Linked DNA regions of Mus musculus: region 2 is linked to region 1. The links are chromatin loops, found by intact Hi-C in ENCODE. Cell type or tissue: gastrocnemius. All regions are shown on one strand. Each heading gives the region's core, and the rest is flanking DNA. Links, peaks and the distances in the headings are about the cores only.

Evidence for each region. Peaks named below come from ENCODE experiments on the same cell type or tissue, not always from the same donor. Only the 100,000 strongest peaks of a DNase experiment are listed, where the experiment ranks them.
Region 2: it touches region 1 in a loop (2.1-fold over the local background); 6 of 42 quality-filtered maps call a loop at or near these places.

The regions. Positions count from the first base shown.
Region 1 is chr7:98,740,323-98,745,694 of GRCm38, reverse strand. No RefSeq gene overlaps it. Among named protein-coding and RNA genes, the nearest start is that of Gm19656, 16 kb to the right of the region's middle. In gastrocnemius, for the core only: no CTCF peak of the experiment used is centred there; a DNase peak (open chromatin) is centred at 2,154.
Region 2 is chr7:99,138,724-99,144,095 of GRCm38, reverse strand. Uvrag (UV radiation resistance associated gene) reads left to right here and starts at 2,952. Exons shown (of 15, transcript NM_178635.3): 1 at 2,952-3,262. The coding sequence starts at 3,146. In gastrocnemius, for the core only: no CTCF peak of the experiment used is centred there; DNase peaks (open chromatin) are centred at 2,041 and 2,810; H3K4me3 peaks cover 3,022 bases; H3K27ac peaks cover 3,548 bases.

The DNA.
Region 1 (5,372 bases), core at 279-5,278:
AAAGCCCAAGCCCAAAACGAAAGCGAAACCCCGTCCCTCTTAAGGAGAGTTATCCTTCGCCTAGGACGTATCACTCCCTGATTGGCTGCAGCCCATGGCCGAGTTGTAGTCACGGGGAAGGCAGAGCACATGGGGTGGAGAACTACCTTTGGCACATGCGCAGATTATTTGTTTACCACTTAGAACACAGCTGTCAGCGCCATCTTGTAACGGCGAATGTGGGGGCGGCTTCCCACAACACCGTACCTCTAGCTTCTCATAGCTCAGGACTACAGGGACACTGAACCTAGAGTCGCCATGGGAAACTCCAGACTACCAGTCTCCTAATTGGTAGCTAAAGGACCAGAGTCACATCCTGAGCTGAGGGTCCTCCTATCACTTATTCCAAGACCCAGAAGCCTGAGTCCACTCTGGCAGCCTCTACTCTCTCCTGTGCCTGTGTTGAGCTTCTCAGAAGTAAATTGCTCCAGCCTGTTGCTGTGTCCTGCCTGTTCTATGCAGGGGCAGCTAAATCACCAATTCCCTCCTTGCCTTGTGGCACCAGTCGTCTCACTGCAGGGCTTCTTGGAAAGATCTCAGACCAAGAACATCCCAGCCCCTGGACCTTGCCAGTTCCCTGGCCTCTAGCTGGCTGTAGGTCCCTTATCAGTGTCATCAATGCCCGGGTCTGCCAAGGTGCCTGCCTGCCTCTAAACAATGGGGCTCACAGAAAAGGAGAGAACCTCACTTTTTTAAAAATTATTTTTATTTCTGATTTTGTGTATGTTGGTACATGCTGGTAGTTATGTACATGTGAGTACAGGTGTTCACAGGGCTAGTCATTCCCGAGGTGAAAGCAGTCATGAGCTACTTAATGTGGGTGCTGGGAAGCCAACCTGGGTCCTCTAGGAGAACAATGTAAGTTCTTAACTGATGGGCCATCTTTCCAGCCTCAGACCTCACCTCTTGAAGGCACTCTGCTGCAGGAACCTCGGCTAGCCACCAGAGCTCCATACCATCCCTGTAAACCCCAGGATGACCCACTGAGCTCCGGATCCCTTCAGTCATGTTCCCTGGCTTTGCAGTACTTGGCAGTGTGTGGAGCCCACTTCCATCACACATTGCTTTGTGGTACCAGTGAGATCATGCTCTCCTGGGGGTGAGTCTTCATTTCAGGAAAGCCAAGACAATAATTCCATTCTGATCTCACCAGATTGCCAGAGGCTGCATGGGAACACAGGGGCACAGAGCCTGGCCGGGTAGGCGGTGTCAAGGTGTTCCTAGGACGCTGCTCATCCAACATGGCTGCGCTGAGCCCTGTGACAGTGAATGGGGGTGAACTAGATGTCAGAGCTCTGAGTGCTCTGGCAGAGGAGACAGGTAGGGCACTCAGGTACACAGTGTGTCACAGGCCGAGGAGGACCCAAGGCAGCCCCCACTAAGTCACAGGTGCTGAGCAGCAGTTTGACTGTAGGACAATGCTGTGAGCATATCAGTGATGGGGGGAGACATGGGGACAAGCATGACCAGGCCAGGGGACCTAGGCAGATTTGCATGCTAAGAGGACGTGGGTATCTGTCACGGACCCTCCTGAGAGGCTGAAAACCTATGGGTGACCTGGTCAAGAAAAGATTTTAGCAAAAGAGGTTGATGGCTGGATCAATAGTAAAAATGTCCTCCTGGGGGTGGGGGAAGGACTTTGATTAACAGTTATGGAAAAGACCTACAGTTGGGGGAGAGGTGTGTAGGAAGTTCTGTCCTAGCCTGGCAGATGGTGAGGAAAGGAATGGAGAGATGGTGGCAAACCGACTTAGGAGGAAGGGACTGGGTGATAGAGGAGCTCCCTGTCTGGTACACTAGAACCTTCCTATTCTACTAACCTATCCAGTAACTCAGGCCAGCCCCTTCCTCTCTGGACCTTGTTTCCCCATCTGGGAAATAGGAGCTAGGGCCAGAAGAGCCCAGAGGCCCAGCCCCAAGCTCATACCACTGTCCTCAAGAGGCTTTAAAGTACTGGCCTTTCATGCTTCAGGAGTGGGGGCATTCACCTCCCCCTGGTCCCCACAATCCATCCTTTCTCAAAGTACGGGCTCTGGAGTTAGAGGGCCTCACCCACCCTCAGGTGAGGGCAGGTAACCTAGTCCAGTAGACTGCATGTACAGAGCTACAGCGCCACCTACTGCCCATCTGGAAAAGCCCACCAGGTTCAGGCTTTTGGACCCAAATCCCTGTGGACTGAAGCACATCTGGCCCCTCCTCAGCCCAGGCCTCTAGGAGGACTCTGAGCACATCAGCTCTTTCCAGGAGCACACGGTGTGGGAAAGCATCACCTCCCCTTGCTTCCTCCAGGGATGAGCCTCCATTCTGTTCAGTTCATTCTCTCTGGCCCCACAGCCAGTCTATGTGGAAAAGCCCACTCCTTCTCTGATTTCCCACTGCTGCTACCTTGGCCCCAGGCACTGGGTCTCATTCTTGTCAAGTGAAGACTGGAGAGCCCAGCTTCTCTAGTAGTTTTTCCAAGGCCACAAACTGGTCGGCTCTTTCCAGCGTGCTGCCCTCCAAACTCAGTATTTCAATGATGCACAGTGACACACATCTGTCAGAGGCCACCTCTTGGTCTTTGCATATGCTGCCCTTTGAATTCTTTGTCTTTCAAAACTTTCCTTAACTGTTTTCAAAAAAGCCTACCCACCCATTGGGCCTGCACACCCCACACTGTGCAGTATGGATACCAGGGCTTCTGGTGGTCGGGACAGAAGGTGCACTGAAAAGCTGCCCCCCCCCCACACACACACATCCCTACAAGCCCAAGAACATCTACTGGCTGCTTCAGGGGCTGGAGGAGAGGGTGTGGAGGATTCAAGACCTCAGGAAGCACCTTGCACCCTGGTACCCCACTGTCCTCAGTGGGAGATGGGGCGTCTCAGTGGATTGTGGAGGTGACCCTGAGCCCCCCTCCAAGTCTTACTGATCCTCAACCTGGAAGTGAAGAGCCCCCATCCTCATCACATGCCATGCTGACCTGTGCTGACTGACCATGATTGCTTGTGGTGGCAGGGGAGGATTGTGGGGGGGGGGCATTGTGCGGGCAGCCTTTTAGGAAGGCAGGTATGCACTCCTCTGTGTAGGTGGCTGGGCAGAGGCACTTCCACTTGAGTCCAGTTACTGTGCTCACTTCCCAGTTGGGAAACTGAAGCATCCCAAGGCCAGAGAGAAGGGCCTGCTCTATTCACTTCGCCTTTGGCAGCGCTGTAGGCTGAGGGGTAGCTCACACTTAGATGAGCACAACGGATAGCCAATACACACACAAACGCGTGTTCAGCATCTGTAACTGTCAGGAAAATACAGATCAAAACTACAAGGAGAATCCGTCTCACCTCAGGACAGCTATCATCAAGAAAGCAACTAAGAAAGAGCACAGGCATGGGGTGAGAGGAGCTCTTACATCAGAGGTTCTCAACCTGTGGGTCGAGAAGGAGTCACATGTCAATATCCTGTATATCCTGTACATAACGACTCATAACAGCAGCAAAATCACAGTTATGGAGTAGCAACGAAATATTTTATGGCAGGGGTGGGGTCCCCACAACACGAGGGAGTGTATTAAAGGGTCACAGCGTTAGGAAGGTTGGGAACCACTGTATACACTGCTGATGGGATTGTAAATGATTGTAGCCACTACGGAAGTCAGTATGGAGGTTCCTGGAAAAACTAAAAAGAACTGTCATGTGCTCCAGCTGTGCTTCTCCTGGGTAAACACTCAAAGGGACTGAAGGCCAGCATGTAATTAAAATTCCTTCACATCTGTGTTTACAGTGACACTAGTAACAACAAGCAAATCCTGGGGTTGGCCTCTTATAGATGAATGCGTGAAGACACCGTGAGCAGATGAGCACAGGGTTATTCTTGTTCAGTTGTACCTGCAGGAAAAACGATGGACCTGGGAATCATTATGACATGCAGAATAACCAAGCGCAAAGACAAGCACTGTGTCTTCTTTTGTATCCAGGATCTAGAAAATGCAGCATAAATGTAGATGGGGACCATGAGAGAAGAGGGGACGAGCCTGGGGGAGGAGCGTAAGAAAATAGTCAAGAGTGAGGTACCACAGGTGCACACATGAAGTTCATTGTGTCACAATGAACCCATTGCTTTACAGGCCAAGGCCAGCTGCAGTGGAGGCTGTGGAAGTAGCTCTAAGTTCATGAACTGCTTGCTCAGCATGCATGAGGCCCTGGGTTTGATCCCCAGCACCAGGTGAAAGCAGGCATAATGACACAGTCCTGTAATCCTAGCAATCAGGGGGTAGAGACAAGAGGATCAAGAGTTTAAGGTCATCTACAAGTCAGAGGCCAGCCTGGGCTATATGAGACCCCCGTCTCAAAGCTAAATTATAATGAAAGAGAAAAGGTAATCACGGGGGCGGGGGGGTGTGGGGGTGTGGGGACAGTTGCCAACACAGAGATTCCAGGCCATCTCCTAGAGACTAAGACAAGCAGGCAGCCCATGCTCCACATACATGTTGAATGCATTAGGAAGTTCCCTGGGCTGATGAGATGATAAAACTAGACCAGACAGGGTGGGGATGCGAAGGGCTGGGCTTAGAAGGGAAGGGTTTGAATCCAGGAGCAGAGTTCTGCAGCTGGGAAGTTAACCTCTGCGTTCTGGTTTCCTCTTGCCTCAAAGAGAGATGCTGTCCAGCTCCTGTAATATCAGAGATCTGATGAAAGTGCCTTGCAAATTTCTCCCCAACTCTCATTATTATTCCAGTCATTGCTGGTTCTCTATGAGAGAAGCCAGGCTGAGGGTGGGTGATAGGCTCAGCAGTCAGTCCCTCCTGTAACACCACCCTGAGCCAATCTCAGGGAATGAAGATCCCCCTCTTCCTCTGAGCCACACCCACCCCCTTCTCCTCCCCCTTCCCAAATCTGTAGGCTTTCCCTGGGTCTAGGCTGACTTAGTACACGTGCCATTTTCTCACCAGAACGTGTAACTTCTTCCTCCAGGGTACCTCAAAGTCAGCAATGACAGAGGGCCTAGAGGGAGGAGACAGCCCTGAGCTCAAATTTCTCTCAGAGCTGTGGGATCTTGGTCTGTGGATCAACTTCCTGAGCCCTGTAGCTCAGAAATGTGTAAATGAGCTGACATCTGCAAGGGACTGTAACATCTGCCACTGGGTTGGCCCAATCAGGTCAGGCCACCCGGGAGTTTGAGCTTGGGAGACAGGAAGGCATCACAAGAAGTGGATTTGGACTTGGGCATTCACGGGGGTGGGGGTGGGGTAAGGTGGAGTGGAAAGTTTCCTACCCCTCCCCCAAGGTCTGGCCACACTTTGTTGATGTTTATAAACGGGCAGTAAATAATCCTTGCACAGACTGTGTTATTGCTTTTCC
Region 2 (5,372 bases), core at 373-5,372, 400 kb before region 1:
GCGTTGTAGGCCAAAATGATGGCCTGGATATTCAAATAATTTGAACCTGTGATTATAACCATATTTGGAAAAAAGGGGTATTTACATAGATATTTTTTTCTTCTCCTCTCCCCTCCCTTTTCCTTCATTCTCTCTTTTGTTTTTTTGAGATAGGGTCTTATATTGTAGCCCGTGCTGACCTGGAACTCACTGTGTAGTCCATTACATTCATGACAACTGTCTGCATGTTGCTATGACAGGCATAAGCTACCCTGCCTGGCTCTGTAGATGTCACTTAACAAAGGATCCCAAGATGAAGTATGAACGGGGCGTCTAAAACCAATATCAAATGTCCCCGGAGGAGAAAGAAGACACAGGAAGAGGGAGAATGTCAAGAGGAGTCAAAGACTGCAATTATGCAGCCAAGGATCTGAGAGATACCAGAGGCTGGAAGAACAAGGAGGGCTGACACCCTGAACTGTGGGAGAATACATTTCTGCTGTTTTCAGCTACCAAGTCTGTGGTAATTTGATAGGGCAGCCTTGGCAAACAAGCACAGTTTAGAGACAGAAATGTTTTCTGTGAAATTCCACTGGATCTTGGCATTGTATGGCTTGAACTAGGCATGATTTGGAATTTCCCAACTGCTCACTTCTCAACAGATACCTGACACTGAGGCTCCAGCCATGAGGAACTGCTCTGTGTTTCAAAATAAGAGACTGTGACGTCAAAGCAATTCATTCCTAAGGTCAGATGCAACTCATTTCCCCTGAAAGTTAATATGCTTACCATTTATTTTAAGATGGGGGCAGGGCTATGGGTATAGCTCGGTAAAGTGCATTCTGTCCAACTACCCGGATCTGAATAACAGCCCCAGTATCCTGATGAGAAAGCTGGGCATGGCAGTGCAGACCTCTAACCCCAGAGCTAGGGAGGCAGAGGCAGGAGGATCCATAGGGCTCACTGGCCAGCCATCCTGCTCTACTTTGTAAATTCCAGGCTAACAAGGGACCTCCATCTTTAAACAAAACAAAACAAAACAAAAAACAACAACAAAAAAAACCCCAAGATGGACGGTTCCTGAGGAACGATACTTGAGGCTGACTTCTGATCTCTGCACACACACACATACCTGCATGCATACCTGTGTACACAAATGTGTCCACACACACAAACATGTGCACATACTTTGTTTGTTTGTTTGTTGAGACAGGGTTTCTCTTTGTAATCCTGGCTGTCCTGGAATTCACTCTGCAGACCAGTCTGGCGTTGAACACAGAGATCTACCTGCCTCTGCCTCCAAGTGCTGGGATTAAAGGCATGTGCCATCATGCCCAGATACACATAATTCTTAAATAGTGCTAGGGATTGAACCCAAGGCCTTGTGAATATTCGGCATCTACTCAACCATTGAGCTATATATACATCTTCCCACTCAGTAAAAGATTTTAAATCCATCTATTATATGTTGGAGTCTTCATGGGCACAGATACTGGCCCACCTACCACCCCCCTCAGTGACACCAGTACTATTCAGCGCATGGACAGACAGTGGGGAGCTGACCTGCTCAGTGACAAAGCTAGAAGGTGGCAGTCAGAATCCCAAACTGCCTGCTTCCTGTTGTGTCTGCCTCTCTGAACACTGTGTTCTTTCAGCTATAACAGTCCAGGTGGTGGAGAAATTCACACTCTATGGGGACGGGGGAATCAATATTCTGCAAAATGACTCAGTGCTACTTATAGAAGCAATGGCTGTAGCTGCTATTATGGTCAAAGAAGTCTTCAGGGAAGGGAGGGCATTTGAGCTGTACCTTCATATTCATTTCTCTATTATCTGCAAGCAATGCGGATCCAGGGACGAATCAGACAAGGTCTTTTGGTTGAGGAATTCACATATGAGTGTTTGAATTCGGGGAGGCTGTGTGTGTTAAATGACTATTAAAAGACAAAGTGGAGGCTGCTGTGGTGGCACACTCCTGTAGTCCCAGCACCTGGGGAGCTGAGGTAGATTGAGCTACATGGTGAGTGGCAGGTCAGCCAAATCTCGCCCCTCCCCCCGCCCCGCCCCCGCGCAAAGCAAGTAAACAAACAAAGACAACACAATAGAATAAGCAGGTCTGTGGTAAAGGCAAGTTTCCTAATTCGGAGTTTCAGAGAAGTCTTTTGGAAGGACTCCTGCCCCAGCTGAAATACGATGGCTAAGCAAGCGTTAGTCACAAGCAGTAAAGGCTTTCTAGGCAGAGCATAAGCATCCCACCAGCAGAGGTGAGACAGTCTCTTGGCTGGCTGGCACACTTTGTGGCTAAGCTTACTAGTTATAGAAGCTAGAAGGGGCGTGGACTTGCAGGTCTGAGTGGATCACTGAAGAGCTGGTGGACTGCCCGATGGATCTTTGGTCTCAGTGATCGCGGCTCGGTGGCGGCTCCCCCTCTCAGTCATAAAGCGTGGCTTTTTTTTTTTTTTTTTGTACGTGGATGAGAACACTTCGGGAAGTCAGACCATCCATCCATCCCGACTCAGCTGGTGCCAAGCGGGTCCCCGCCCTCCACTGGAGGCTCTGTTACCATAGCAACTAGGTTAGGGCGGAAGTGGCTTAGAGGACTGACTCTCACTAATCAGGTGACTCTCCAGACTTCTGCACGTGACACGACATACCAGGCGCGCGCTCTACCTAATCAAGAAGCCGTCCCTGTTTCACTGACAACTGACAGCGCTCTAGAGCAATAGCCCACGAGGCTTCCCTAGGAGACCACACCCCTCAATAGGGAAAGGGCCAATTAGGCTGAGGCAAAGAGAAGTTACGCCCCAGGTTTAGCCCGGGTTTGACAGACGCAATTGAGGCCATCCTAGAGTCCCTCCGCCCCTAGCCATTGCGGCCGACGACGGACGGGCCCACTGGCCAATAGCACGTCCCTTGGCCGCCACCGGGTCCCGCCCTCTCAGAAACGGAACCAATGAGCACGCCAGCTCTGGGCCGGGTGGAGGGGTTGCACTGCGGTAATATGGCTCTTCCTTAGCCAGCGGCGGTGGCCAGCGCGGGCGCAGAGCTGCTGGGGCTCTCGGTGCCCGGTTTCTAGGCTGTAGGGGCTCTGCGAATCACAGCTCGGGAGGCAGCGGCCGATGCGGGAGGACTGCCCACCTGGCCGCTCGGCGGCTCAGGGGTCCAGATGAGCTCCTGCGCCTCGCTCGGGGGCCCGGTGCCCCTGCCACCCCCGGGCCCGTCCGCCGCGCTGACGTCCGGTGCCCCCGCGCGGGCCCTGCATGTGGAGCTGCCGTCTCAGCAGGTGAGCCGGCCGCGAGCCGGGGGGCGGAGAAGGTTGGCGGGGCTCGCAGGGCTGAGGAGGGCTGACAGGAGGAGGAGCCCCCTCCCCGGCCGTTCCCGCGCTCAGACCCCCGCATCCCTCCAAGAAGGCGCCGGGGAGCCCTGCCCCGCTGGCCGCCGCCGCGCTTTCCCTTTCGCTCCCCGATCGAGGAGTCGGTTTTCTGCACTTATTCTTAGCGTTTCGGGTGCTTCCTTCCGCTCCTCCTGAGGAAGGTATTTGGGACGTTGGGGTTTCCTTTCCAATCTCAGATCCTCATGGCACACTCCACTCCCTCGGGTGAGTGTCTGGAAGGAGGATTTGAAGTAAATATTCATAGCTTGTATCTCACGTGTGTGTGTGTGTGTGTGTGTGTGTGTGTGTGTGTGTGTGTGTGTGTAATAAGGACAAGAGAACACTGACTTTGGGAATCTGACAAAATTCTTGGCAACACCCGCCTATCAGTACATCTTCCACTGGCCTCCCTCAGTCCCTCGGGGAGACTCTGCAGGAACCTTAGCATTGAAGAGGACCTGGAGAAACTGTCAGTCATGGAGAGGTTACCGAGCTGGGTCTGTGCAAAGTGAGCATTGAATCGTCACAACTCCATGAGATAGCTGGTTTTATTGTCCCGGTTTCTCAGTTCTAGGAACAAGCTTGCTCACTGCCTCTCTGTTAGTGTTTCTGGTGGGGATGGATTTCCAAATACAGAGTCTGACTCCAGCTTGTGCTCAGCAGCAATAGTTTGCTTTAGACTTGAGAGCAGCTGCTCCACCACGGTCCACAGGACGAGCTCCCTCAGACCCTTTCTGTAACTTTCCATCCTTGCAAGAGACAGGAAGGAGCCACTTAGGAGCGCAGAGGCTATGGGAGAGAGGGCCAGGCATAGAGTGCATCGGAATGTAAAGGAAAGAGCAATGTTGCACCCCACCCCCCCAACCCGGTGCCGGATGAGGTGCCGGATGAGTAGGGAAGCAACGTTAACTGCAGAAGCAAGGCTCTGTAGTAGGAGAGAATTTAGCAAATCAGAAGGCATGTGCCCAGGTTTTGTAGTGCCATTGGAGAGGGAGTTTGGAGAATATTAGGAGTTGGAAAGGAATGAGGCTTGTATTGCGTTTCCAGGTCGTGGGAGAGGATGAGAGGGTGGCTGGGAGAGTAGTCTGTGGATTGGGCATTAATGTGAATTTTTGCCTGTGTGGGAGGTGGAGTGTGAGGGCCTGCTGGGAGAAGCAATAGTGAGCACTGTTAGGAGCCGCCTGGAGAAATTGGGCATCTAGATGGGCATAGTTTAGGGAAGCTGTGAGAGCATGGCGGGTTGGAGAAGAGAACAAGGCATGTTTTCCTGACTAGAGCCTGTTCTAGCAATAACGGTTCAAAACTAGAAGAACTAATCCAAGCCAACTGCCGGTTCAACACAGTTCAACTCCATTTGTTAGTGTTGGTCGAGTTTCTAGATTGGCATATAGTGTCCTAAGTGTCAGCTGGGTGCTGCGTGAGGATTTGGCATGCCACTTAAAGTTTTTTCTGGGCGTGTCGTCCTTGGACTGTGAGGCAGCCTATGTAAAAACACATTCCTTCTGTGGTTGATATTAATTCTGCTTTCTAGACCAAATGCACAAGTTTGGGGAAACAAATATTTTTAAAATAGGCGTTTTGTTGATTAACGTATTAACTTACTCTATAATACAAGTTCCAATAGTATTGGCCTCCTTCTACCTTATCTGCTTCTGGAAAAGATTTGGGTTTGCCCAAGAAAGCCCACAAAATTATGTATAAGGTGTATGGTTTGTCTTTTTAAAATTTAATTTATTATTATTATTATTATTATTATTTAATCAGGGTCTCATTATAAGGCCCTTGGGTATCTTGGAACTCACTATATAGACTAGGCTGGCCTTGAACTCATAAACGCTTGCCTATGCCTCCTAAGCTTCTGGGAGTTGTGGTTGGGACTACTGGCATGTGCCTCTGGTTTGCCTTATTTTAATTTATGTACCTAATCCGGAACCTTTTTTTTTTTCCGTGGTTGATGAATAGCTATGGTCTACCCACTCCTCCAGGTTGGTCTCTAACTCAAAGAGGTCTGCTTGCCTCT